Regions from separate parts of the Homo sapiens genome. Here regions 2 and 3 are each linked to region 1. Evidence: chromatin contacts called from ENCODE Hi-C or POLR2A ChIA-PET data. All regions are on one chromosome and are shown on one strand. Each heading gives the region's core, a stretch centred on a gene start or an enhancer-like site at or near the end of the contact. The rest is flanking DNA. Distances are from core to core; before and after follow the strand shown.

Evidence for each region. A loop is a pair of places that touch in the nucleus more often than their neighbours do. ChIA-PET counts read pairs that join two places held with the same protein, here RNA polymerase II (POLR2A). Pooled maps may share reads with other maps.
Region 2: a loop to region 1 is called in a pooled map, with 10 times the contacts of the local background. The contact joins the promoter of MPEG1 here to the promoter of PRPF19-DT in region 1. A Hi-C loop is called at or near these places in 4 of 37 single-sample maps with no recorded cell type and 4 of 50 pooled maps.
Region 3: POLR2A ChIA-PET joins it to region 1 with 10 read pairs in naive thymus-derived CD4-positive, alpha-beta T cell. The contact joins the enhancer-like site here to the promoter of PRPF19-DT in region 1. A Hi-C loop is called at or near these places in 1 of 168 maps with a recorded cell type or tissue (CD4-positive, alpha-beta T cell). POLR2A ChIA-PET finds 5 or more read pairs at or near these places in 1 of 52 experiments (naive thymus-derived CD4-positive, alpha-beta T cell).

What each region holds. Positions count from the first base shown.
Region 1 is chr11:60,904,619-60,908,705 of GRCh38, reverse strand. It overlaps PRPF19-DT (PRPF19 divergent transcript), which reads right to left and starts at 1,927. Exons shown (of 2, transcript NR_186697.1): 1 at 1,863-1,927. PRPF19 (pre-mRNA processing factor 19) reads left to right here and starts at 2,121. Exons shown (of 16, transcript NM_014502.5): 1 at 2,121-2,342. The coding sequence starts at 2,324. RefSeq lists enhancers at 1,669-1,788, 1,902-2,489 and a silencer at 2,429-2,528.
Region 2 is chr11:59,210,979-59,215,065 of GRCh38, reverse strand. MPEG1 (macrophage expressed 1) reads left to right here and starts at 2,139. Exons shown (of 1, transcript NM_001039396.2): 1 at 2,139-4,087. The coding sequence starts at 2,201. It also overlaps the pseudogene RN7SL42P. RefSeq lists an enhancer at 1,963-2,162.
Region 3 is chr11:62,102,862-62,106,948 of GRCh38, reverse strand. No RefSeq gene overlaps it. Among named protein-coding and RNA genes, the nearest start is that of INCENP, 19 kb to the left of the region's middle. RefSeq lists an enhancer at 3,373-3,874. Within about 2 kb of position 1,693, at least 11 of the 41 ENCODE cell types and tissues checked have a DNase peak (open chromatin) inside an H3K27ac peak, as active enhancers do; they include CD4-positive, alpha-beta T cell, where a contact is called at or near this core.

The DNA of each region.
Region 1 (4,087 bases), core at 678-3,177:
TCTCCTGTTATTCTGTCGATTGTCAGTTAATTTCAGCAAATCTTTAGAGGGCAGAGGGGAAACTTTTTTGCTCCATACCCTCATTCAGTTCTCAGCAAAAAAATCAGCTCCTCAGTGATGCACTCTCTAAGTGCCCTGCCTCAAGTAGCCGTTCCTCCAATCCCCAGCACCTCTGTCTACCTTGCTCTGATTTGTTGTATTCATAGCACTTACTACTCTGGAATTTTCTTCTTAAGTGTTGATTGTCTCTGTGCTCCCACCACCCACAGTAGAGTGTAAGCTCCAAGACAGCAGAAACTGTGTCTTTCTTGTTGACCTTTTCTATCTCCAGTTTTTACAATAGGGCTTGGCACATAGGAAGCACCCAATCAATATTTGTTGGATGAATGAAATGCCTGGGGAATAACATGAATAGATATTTCGTTCAAAGTGGATCACTGTCTGCTCTGTGGAAAGTAGATTAGGAGGAGGAGGCCAGGCTGGAAGCAAGGAACAAGTGGGAAGTTACTTTGTTGGTGCAAGACAGAGATGAGATGCCCTTTTGCATATTAACTCTTCATAAGAGTTCAGTGAGTTAGTTCTACCCTTGTCATCACTCCCTCTGTTTTACAGATGAGGAAACTAAGGCATAGAGAAGTTCATACTGCCAATCACCTGAGTGGTGCTAGGATTTGAGCACACAGTCTGACTTCAGAGTCCATGCTCTTGGCCACTATGCCATATTGCCTTTTGTACCTGTAACTTTTATTTTTCTCTCCAAGCTTTTGCTTACGTTGTTTCTTCTTCCGGAATGCCTTTCGTTCTCCTTCTCCTCTGAATACTGCCCACCTGTCAAAGTCCCTCTCACTCACATCCTGTTCATCCTGCCCTTTTGTCTTGATACCTTACAGTCCACACCACGTCTTTTGCATGATTCCTGAGAGTATCTTATCTTACAGATATCCACAAAGAATCATACACTATCTGAGCTGGAAGAGAAATAGAAAATACAAAATCCAAAATACAAAATAAAGAAATTTATAGGAGGCCATTGGTTTGGACTGAGCTCTTCTGCTAGGCCTAACAGACCAAGCTAAAAAGAGTTAGTCCTGCTGAAGCTCCACGCCAATAAGCTGAAACGAAGATCTTTACGACCTTCTGAGTGTGTATGTGTGTGTGTGTGTGTGTGTGTGTGTGTGTGTGTGTAGGGGGGAGCTAAATTCCCAAACAGGCAAGTTTTAGGTGGCATGATAAGTCCCCTCCACTTTAACCTTTACAAGAAAAGTAATTTTGAAATTACCAAATGACCAATCCGCTTTTTGTTCTCTGTTCCTGTTTTCCTCAGTCCTTTTCTGTCTATAAAACCAAGTTCTCCTGTTCAGCTCATTGGAACAACCATTATATTTTATAGTATGAGGCACTGCCCAATTCTATAGAATCGCACCTTAAGTCCCAGCTACTCCGGAGGCTGAGGCAGAAGGATCACTTGAGGCCAGGAGTTCCAGGATGCACCTGTGATAGCCATGATTGCTATGACCGCACCTGTGAATAGCCACTGCCTTCCAGCCTGGGCAACATTGCCAGAGTCCGTCTCTTAAGAAAAAAAAAATCTTTGAACTAAGTTTGTTGTGATTTTGTCTTTTGACAAAGAAGAAAGGGCAATGTGAATTGCCCCAAATCACAGAGCGAAATGGTAGTAGTCAGGACCAAAACACTTTCTTAGCCGTTTTCTTAGTTCTTGTACCCATCTGTTTCTGTATTTTCTTCACCAGGCCATCCAGCAGTGTCTCTTAAAGGGTAGCCCGAGAAACAACTGACTTAGAAAAGCGTGGGGCACAGTCTGTCTACGCAGACCCGAGGAATCTGCATTTTAACAAACTCACTGGGAAATTCTCGCGCACGCCAAGGTTTCAAAGACCAGGGTCCCGTGGCACAGTGCCGCACAGTTGTCAAAACAAGTGCTGTCCAATTGTTTTGGTTTTAAATTCTCACTGCGTCATGGGAAATGTAGTTTCGAGCCTCCTCTCTCCCGACGCCCCAGCCAATCCTCCGGCGCTTTACGGAACGAGCCGAGTCAATCCGGAAATAACCGAGTGTTCGTGGCGGGCCCTTTCCTGCCCGGCTGCATTCTGGGAAAGGGCAATTTCCGTTAGGTGCTGAAGGCTGTGGCGCGCGGCTGTCCCCATTCCCACGTGAAGCGCTACGCTAGCATCGCTCGGCTGGCGGCTCCCAGCTCGCCGCGGAGCAGTCCCGGCAGCAGCGGGGGACCGGAAGTGGCTCGCGGAGGCTCAGAAGCTAGTCCCGGAGCCCGGCGTGTGGCGCCTCGGAGCACGGTGACGGCGCCATGTCCCTAATCTGCTCCAGTGAGTGTTGGCTGCGGCCAAGCGCGGGTCTCAGGAGGCCAGAGAGCGGCGCGGGAGCGTGTGCGGTCCGCTGCGGCGCCCGGGCCGGGGTGGAGGCGGGAATGGGGCGCTCCGGAGGCCGAGCGGCGGCCTGTCAGCACCGGAGCCCCCCCCGTCGGAGCGGGGTGCATTTGCGCAGTGCCCCGCAGTTTACATAGTGCCTGAGGTTTATTGTCGCAGACATTACTGAGGCCGGTCGCCTCATTCTACAGAGTGGAAACAGGTCTGGACAGAGAGAGCTGGTGCAAGGGAAGCAGCCTTAATGTAGGAGTCAGAAAACTCGAGGTCTTGTCCAGGGTCCGCCTCCCATTGGCTTTATGAATTGGCTCAAGGCTCTGGGCCTCGGTTTCCCCATCTGCAAAATCGAGAGCATTGCAGTGGATGTTTTGCGAGGCCTCGCTCGGATAGTCGGAGCTTTTGCAATTTGCAAAGGTCACATGATGAGTTAGAGGTAGAGGCAAGGCTGGCAGCCAGGTATCTGGCTCCCAGCCTTACACTGTATGACTAATAAAAACAGCGCACATTTATAAGCCCTTATTGGTTTACAACGCGCTTCCAAGTCTATGATCTCATTTTATCCTCACAAGAATTCCCTAAAGGAGAAATAAAGATCCTGGTTTTGCAGATGAGGATGCAAGGCGCAGGAAGAGCGGGGCTTATCTAAGGATGCGTAGCTAGTCAGTGGCAGAGCTGGGTGACGTAGTTAGGTGACACGGATCTTGGACCCTGAATCCATGCTTTTTTCATACCTTCCACTATCTTTCCCTTTGATATTTTATCATGACGTACAGACATTTTCCTTTCCCTTTTCGTTGTTTCATCAGATTACTCGTTTCCCCTCCCTTTTGCTATTCACTTCCTTCTCTTCTCAGAACCTGTACATTGATCCAAAGAGGGGGAAGAAGGAAGGGAAATGATGGAAAAGGAATCCCTCACTTTGAAGAAATTACAGCTCGCAAAGTACCTTCACATTTATTGTTTCCTTCCAATCTTCGGGAAGCTCTCTTTTACGTTCCCCAGCACCATCCTTCCTGGCATGGTTCACTCATTTGTTAGATGTTTACCGAGTGCCCTGGGGGCATCTGCATTGTACTGGAAGTGAGAGACCAGCTGTAATCCTTATCCTCAAGGGGTGCACAGTCTACGCAGGCAAGAGTGTAAATGATACCTCTATTGCGGGTTGTTGTGAAGATGAATTACTGTACTGTATGCCTAGAATTGTGCTTGGCACATAGAAATGTGCCATGCAAATGTGCCATGTAAATATTTTTAAATATTTTTATTGTAGCGATTGCCACTTTGCTCCTTGGAATCTTCCAGGTGATAAGTGTCTGTACGCTAATCAGTTGACTGGTAGCTGGTAGACTCAATAGCTTCAGGATGGGGACTGGTCACCTAGGAAGACTAAAGGGTATTAGAAGGTTGGGATTTTCAGTCCTACCCCCCATTTACCTGGGGAAATGAGAGGAACTGAAGTCGTCACTAGTGACCAGTGATTTATTGAATCATGCCTTTGTAATGAAGTTTTCATAAAAATACAAAAGGACAGGATTCAAAGAGCTTCTGTATAGCAGAACATGTGGGGGTTCCTGGAGGGTGGGGTGCCCAGGGAAGGCATGGGAAGCTCTGTACTTCTCCCATACCTCATCCTATGCTCCTCTTCATCTGTATCCTTTGTAATATCCTTTACAATAAACTGGTAAACA
Region 2 (4,087 bases), core at 890-3,389, 1.7 Mb after region 1:
AACAGGGTCTACTAAAGAGAAAGCAGAGGGTAACAAATTGTCAGCTTGTCTCCAAAGCAGTGTGAGAGTATTCTAATTTTGATGAACCATCCCAGAAATAGTTTGAAGAGAAGTATGTAGGTATTTCAACAGACTTATTGGAAGTACTCAAGGGCATTCAACTCTCATTTTTCTAATTCTGGGATCATGCTGCTGAGGTATAAATTTATGGCTAACTGATTTATAAATTAACTAGAACATCCTGTGCAAAGATTTGGTTCTTTAGCCAAATACAGACTAGGCACTGGTTCATAAATTAATCCCTCTTAGGTGGCTGGTGTCACTTCCCAGAAGCATGATAACTGTGGCACAAATAGAACCAGAATGGCCAGGTGTGGTGGTGCATGACTGCAGTCCCAGATTCCTGGGAAGCTGATGTGGGAGGATTGCTTGAATCCATGAGTTCTGGGCTGTAGTGTGCTATGCCAGTTGGGTGTCTGCACTAAGCTCAGCATCAATATGGTGGCCTCCTTGGAGCAAATCACCAGGTTGCCTAAGGAGGGCTAAACGGGTCCAGGTTGGAAATGGAGCAGGTCAAAACTCCTATGCTGATTAGTAGTGGGACCATGCCTGTGAATAGCTACTGCACTCAAGCCTGGGCAATAAGCAAGACCCTGTCTTGGAAAAAAAAATATACCCGGAATGCAGTATTTCTAGATTTATAGAACACCATCATGGTTTTGATAATAACTGGTGAAGCCCAGCCTGGGAAGCAAGATAACTAGCCTCATTCTTTCTAAAAACACTTCTTTGCTGCATTAATAACCAACAGAGGAATTCAACTCCTTGGAACCTTCCTTCCAGGATGCATACAGGTGATGGTGTAGTGATACCTGTGAATTGCAACATGACTTTTTCAGTCTCAGTACTGTATCTAGTTCATGGTATAATCTTGGGAATGTTAAGGATGCAACTGGGAGCTTCACTAAGTCCTCTGGATTCCCTGGCTACCACTAAGCATACTAAGACATAGCCTAATTGTCCCAAAGAATTAACAGAGTTGGGTTTCAATCAAACCTGTCACCATTGTTTTAAATTATGGGCTCTAATAGAGCTGGCATTGGAACTTGAAAAGAAACTCATGTAATTATATTCTTCTAATGATATAGCAAATGAATTTTTGCTTTTAGAAAAAATATTGGGTAGTGAAGAGCCACATTCTTTTTTATCCACCTAAACTGATTACACACACTTAGCAATGGAACAAAAAATTAAAGGTATAACAGGTACCAACTTCATACAAAATGCACACACACAGAGGATATATAAATGTGTGTACACATACACATATGTTCCTTGGCCCCTGTCTGCTGTTGATAAATCAAAATCTAGATAATAGTGTGGTTTTGTCTTGAACATTTCTATCTGAATGAAAACAACACAGTGTAGGAGTTCCTTGCCCTCGCTTTGAATGCTTAGGACAATGCAAATTGGGGTTTCCCAGCATATTGCAACCGAATCCTCTTCAGGCCCTGTCAGCTGTGCTCCAGACAATGCCATCCCCAAAGACAGAATTGCTATGGTTCATAACAGTGAAACCCACAGGACAAGTGTCCAAGAGTTTCACTCCTTTCTTTTGTGGAAACAGCCTCCACCCTCAGGCAAAGAGGAAACCCAGGGTTGGCCTTGACTAACAGCTTGCATAGGTATGGTGGAGCCAGGGTGTTTCAGTAAGGGTGGTGTGGTCATTTGCCTCTGCATTTATAGTAAAAGAAAACTGATAATGGAGTCCCAAGAGACAGCAGTCAGGGAAAATATGAAACATCAAGTCCAAGAGAATGAGCAAAAAGCAAAGCCAAACTTTCTGGTGGAGGAAGCAGTAGGGTGTGGGGTCGGGATTTTTTTCTAAGTGCACACCCCTGCAGCAGAGTAACCAGCCAGAGCTGGGGGAAAAATTAGGATAGCTACCTGTTAGGCATGTAGGGGTGTGTTTGCATGTTTAGTACGGCATAAATTCTTCAAAGACCTGATGGTCTTTAATATTCCAACCAACTCTCGTTTCCCCATTTTGTCATTAAATTAGCTTAAAGAGGAACTTGTAGCTTTTAGAGAACTCATGAGTTTTCCGCTTCATCATCTGCTTCTGTTTTCTCCATCTTAGTTTGCCCAAAGCTTGCTGGCCGCTGTGTAGGGCTGGTGAGTGGCTGGGGCTGTCTGAGCCATGAACAACTTCAGGGCCACCATCCTCTTCTGGGCAGCGGCAGCATGGGCTAAATCAGGCAAGCCTTCGGGAGAGATGGACGAAGTTGGAGTTCAAAAATGCAAGAATGCCTTGAAACTACCTGTCCTGGAAGTCCTACCTGGAGGGGGCTGGGACAATCTGCGGAATGTGGACATGGGACGAGTTATGGAATTGACTTACTCCAACTGCAGGACAACAGAGGATGGACAGTATATCATCCCTGATGAAATCTTCACCATTCCCCAGAAACAGAGCAACCTGGAGATGAACTCAGAAATCCTGGAATCCTGGGCAAATTACCAGAGTAGCACCTCCTACTCCATCAACACAGAACTCTCTCTTTTTTCCAAAGTCAATGGCAAGTTTTCCACTGAGTTCCAGAGGATGAAGACCCTCCAAGTGAAGGACCAAGCTATAACTACCCGAGTTCAGGTAAGAAACCTCGTCTACACAGTCAAAATCAACCCAACTTTAGAGCTAAGCTCAGGTTTTAGGAAGGAACTCCTTGACATCTCTGACCGTCTAGAGAACAACCAGACGAGGATGGCCACCTACCTGGCAGAACTCCTGGTGCTCAACTATGGCACCCACGTCACCACCAGTGTCGACGCTGGGGCTGCTCTTATTCAGGAGGACCACCTCAGGGCCTCCTTCCTCCAAGACAGCCAGAGCAGTCGTAGTGCCGTGACCGCCTCTGCTGGACTTGCCTTTCAAAACACCGTGAACTTCAAATTTGAGGAAAACTATACCTCGCAGAATGTCCTCACCAAGAGCTACCTCTCAAACCGAACCAACTCCAGGGTGCAGAGCATTGGAGGGGTTCCTTTTTACCCAGGCATCACCCTCCAGGCCTGGCAGCAGGGTATCACCAACCACCTGGTGGCCATCGACCGCTCTGGCCTGCCGCTGCATTTCTTCATCAACCCCAACATGCTACCTGACTTGCCAGGCCCCCTGGTGAAGAAGGTGTCAAAGACAGTGGAAACTGCTGTGAAGCGCTATTATACATTCAACACCTACCCTGGCTGCACAGATCTCAATTCTCCCAACTTCAATTTTCAGGCCAACACGGATGATGGCTCCTGCGAGGGGAAAATGACCAACTTCTCTTTCGGTGGGGTTTATCAGGAATGCACTCAGCTCTCAGGGAATAGGGATGTCCTCCTCTGCCAAAAGTTGGAGCAGAAGAATCCACTCACTGGTGATTTCTCCTGCCCCTCTGGCTACTCCCCGGTGCACCTGTTATCCCAGATCCACGAGGAGGGTTACAACCACCTGGAGTGTCATCGAAAGTGCACTCTCCTCGTCTTCTGCAAGACCGTGTGTGAAGATGTGTTCCAGGTGGCAAAAGCTGAATTTAGGGCTTTTTGGTGTGTGGCCAGCAGCCAAGTACCTGAAAACTCAGGACTGCTTTTTGGGGGCCTCTTCAGCAGCAAGAGCATAAACCCCATGACAAATGCACAGTCATGCCCAGCCGGCTACTTTCCACTGAGACTCTTTGAAAACCTCAAGGTATGTGTTTCTCAGGACTATGAGTTGGGAAGCAGGTTTGCGGTCCCCTTTGGCGGGTTCTTTAGCTGCACAGTTGGGAACCCCCTGGTAGATCCTGCTATATCCAGAGATTTAGGGGCACCGTCTCTGAAAAAGTGCCCCGGGGGCTTCAGCCAGCACCCAGCCCTCATCAGCGATGGATGCCAAGTGTCCTATTGCGTCAAATCCGGGCTCTTCACAGGAGGGTCCCTGCCCCCTGCCAGGCTCCCACCTTTCACCCGGCCACCCCTCATGAGTCAGGCTGCCACCAATACTGTCATAGTGACCAATTCTGAGAATGCGAGATCCTGGATTAAAGACTCCCAGACCCACCAG
Region 3 (4,087 bases), core at 444-2,943, 1.2 Mb before region 1:
TGGCCAACATGGTGAAACCCTATCAATACTAAAAATACAAAAATTAGCTAGGCATGGTGGTGGGCACCCATAATCCCAGCTACTCAGGAGGCTGAGGCAGGAGAATCACTTGAACCCAGGAGGTAGAGTTTGCAGTGAGCCAAGATTGCACCACTGCACTCCAGCCTGGGCGACAAGAGTGAAACTCCATCTCAAAAAAAAAAAAATTCCTTTATGAAAAACTCATTGCATTGTTCTTATTTTTCTCGTATTGTACAAATCAGTAAAATCCTTGTCAGCCACTGGATCCAGCCTACAGATCAGCCTTGAGAACGTCTGCTTAAAGCAACTGACAATGTTATAAAAGTTCCTCCACAAAAGAGCTCTGCTGCCTGTGAATGCCTCCTTGAAGAGACAATGAAGGCAGAACACATATCCAAGCTGGGCAAAAGAAAACAGTGGGGGTCAAAAAGTATGTCTTTAAAGCTGCACTTCCAAAGAACTTCCTGAGAGATTTGTAATTTCTATTTCTGTATGATAAAACACTATTGGTGAGGCATGGTTGTTCATGCCTGTAATCCCAGCATTTTGAGAGGCCAAGGTGGGCGGATCACCTGAGGTCAGGAGTTCAAAACAAGTCTGGCCAACATGGTGAAACCCCGTCTCTACTAAAAATTAAAAAAAAAATTAAAAAAAAAATTAGCCAGGCATGGTGGTGCATGCCTGTATTCCTAGCTACATGGGAGGCTGAGGCAGGAGAATCGCTTGAACCCGGGACGGGGAGGTTGCAGTGAGCCGAGATCATGCCACTGCATTCCAGCCTGGGTTATGGAGCAAGACTCCCGTCTCATAGGAAAAAAAAACAAACAAAAAAACCCTACATTCTTAAGGCCTAAAATGTACTAAAAATAAAACAGGAAAACAAAAATGGGGGTAGGGTTCCTTCTGTGAATGCAAACATGCTTGACCAATGAGATGTAGTTGAAAACCTAGACCACTGGTACAGACTGAATTGTGTGGACTCTCCATACTCACATACAGCAGATGCAGAGAAGGGCACAGAGGGAGGGAGTGATAAATCTGAAGATAAATGGAGAATTCAGAATTCTCGCTTTGATGTACTCAGTGGCTTTTTGGCAAACCGTCTAATCCCAGTCTGCAGTTTGAAAGAACACGCTATAATTGTTAGCAGCACCCACTCAGATAATGCTGGAACTTGTTTGTAAATAAAGTTCCAGCTTTGACAAACCACATGCTCCTCACAGCCATTTATGCACTTTGCTTCATCTGTCTCTTATACTGTCTGAGAAAAAAATAGAGATGGGGGGTCTCACTATGTTGCTTAGGCTGGACCCGAACTCCTGGACTCCAGCCCATCCACCTGTCACAGGGTGAACCCCCACATTGGAGTTCAGCCCAGGAGGCGACGTGAGTTCTTGGCTTTGCACAGGAAGGAATTCAAGAGTTAACAGAGTAAAGTGAAAGCAAGTTTATTTTAAAAGTAAAGGAGTAAGAGTGGCTATGCCATCGGAAGAGCAGCCGTGAGAGTTGCAGGTTGCTATTTTTATGTTTGTTTCTTGCTCACATGCTAAACAAGGGTGGCTTATTCATGAATTTTCCAGGAAAAGGTCAGAGAATTCCCAGAAATGAGAGTTCCTCCCCTTTTTAGACCATATAGGGTAACTTCCGGATGTTGCCATGGCGTATGTAAGCTGTCGTGTTTCTGGTGGGAGTTTCCTTCACCATGGACAAATCATGGATTATGATTAGTGTATAATGAGCGGTGAGAGGACCAAGGGTCGCTTTCATCACCATCTTGGTTTTGGGGGGTTTTGGCTGGCTCCTTTACCACATCCTGTTTTATCAGGGGGGTCCTTGTGACCTATGTCTTGGGAAACAAGTCCTGCCAAACTCCTATCACACCCCCACCTCAGCATCCCAATAGCACAGAGTGCCCTTGTCTGCATTTGCCACATGTGAGTAGTCACCTGTATTAGTTCATTCCCACACTGCTATGAAGAAATACCTGAGACTGGGTAACTTATATAAAGGAAAGAGGTGTTTTGTTGTTGTTGTTGCTGGTGGTTTTTGTTTGTTTGTTTTTGAGATGGAGTCTCCCTCTCTTACCCAGGCTGGAGTGCAGTGGTACGATCTCGGCTCACTGCAACCTCTGCCTCCCAGGTTCAAGCAATTCTCCTGCCTCAGCCTCCCAGGTAGCCTGGATTACAGGCACCTGCCACCATGCCTGGCTAATTTTTTTGTATTTTTAGTAGAGACAGAGTTTCGCCATGTTGGCCAGGCTGGTTTTGAACTCCTGACCTCAAGTGATCCATCTGCCTCGGCCCCCATGCCTGGCCTAAAGGAAAGAGGTTTAATCGACTCACAGTTCCACAGGGCTGGGGAGGCCTCATGAAACTTATAGTCACGGCAGAAGGGGAAGCAAACACATCCTTCTTCACATGGCGGCAGGAAGGAGAAGAATGAGAGCGAGGGGGTGGGAGGGAAGCCCCTCATAAAACCATCAGAGCTCGTGAGAACTCACTATTGCGAGAACAGCATGAGGGTAACCACCACCAGGATTAAATTATCTCCCACCAGGTCCCTCCCATGACATGTGGGGATTGTGGAAACTACAATTCAAGATGAAATTTGGGTGGGGACACAGCCACATCATACCATCACTAGGAAGATCAAGACGTGATTAAAGGGTTAAAGCTTTCAGTTCCACCCCATGACTTTCAGGGGAGGGAGAGGGGCTGGAGATGTAGTGAATCACTCACGATCAGTGTTTTCCTTAATCATGCCTATGTAATGAAGCTGCCATAAAAACCCTAAATGATGGAGATGGGGTTCAAAGAGCTTCCAGGTTGGTGAATGCATCCACGAACCAGGAGGTTGACACACTCCAAACTCCACAGGGACAAACACTCCTGCATTTGGGACCCTTCCAGAGACCTCTGCCCTGTGTACCTCTTCATCTCACCGTTCATTTGTATCCTTTATAATAAACAGGTAAACATAAGTAAAGTGTTTCCCTGAGTTGTCTGAGCTGTTATAGCAAATTATTGAACATGAAGGGGGCTTAGGGGAACCCTTGATTTATAGCCATGTCAGACGGAACTGTGGGTCACCTGGGGACCCACTACTTGTGTCATCATCTGAAGGGGGAACAGTCTTGTGGGAAGTAAGCTCCTAACCTGTGGGGTCTCCCCTAACTCTGGGTAGTGTCAAATTGAATTAAATTGTGGGAGACCCAGTTGTTGTATGCAGAGTGTTAACAGAAAAACCAAACACTAAAATATTAAAAGAGGTTTATTCTGAGCCAATACGAGTGACCATGGCTTGGGGAACAGTCTCAAAAAGTCCTGAGAATGTGCCCAAGGTTGTTGGGTTATGGTTTGGTTTTATAAATTTTAGGGAGACAGGAATTTTAGGTAAAATCATAAATCAGTGTATACAGACTAAAGAGGTGGGATGTCTTGAAGTGGGGCCTCTATTATAGGTCATTGGTAGGTTCAAAGATTTTCTGATTGGCAATTGGTTGAAAGAGCTAAGCTTTGTCTCAGTAGAAAGAAATGCTTGCAATAAGATAAGGTGGGTTGTGGAGGCCAAGATTCTTGTTATGTAGATGAAGCCTCCTAGGTAGCAGCCCTCAGATAGAATAGATGGTGAATGTCTCTTTTCAGATCTTAAAGGTGTCAAGACCCTAATTTAGCCTTTCCTAGGTCCAGAAAAAGCCTAGAAAGGGAAGGCCTGGCTGCATTGATGAAAATTCTCTGCAGATGCAAATCCCACCCCCACCCCAAAAGACAGCTTTGTAGGGCCATTCCAAAATATTCAAAGACATCTATTTTGGACTAAAATATTTTTATTTCCTTCATGGTTTGCCATCTGTCATGTCATGCTATGCCAGTCAGCCTGGAATTTGGCATCTCACTGCCATAGTTTGTTTACTCAGTCTTATAATCTTTATTTTAATGTTCATGCTGGTCAACTGGGCCTAAACTCCAAAAGGGAGAAGGTGTCATGAAGTGTATCTGACCTCCCTTCCCGTCATGGCTGGGAATTCCATTTTTCAGGTTTCTCTGGGGTCCTCTTGGCCAAGAGG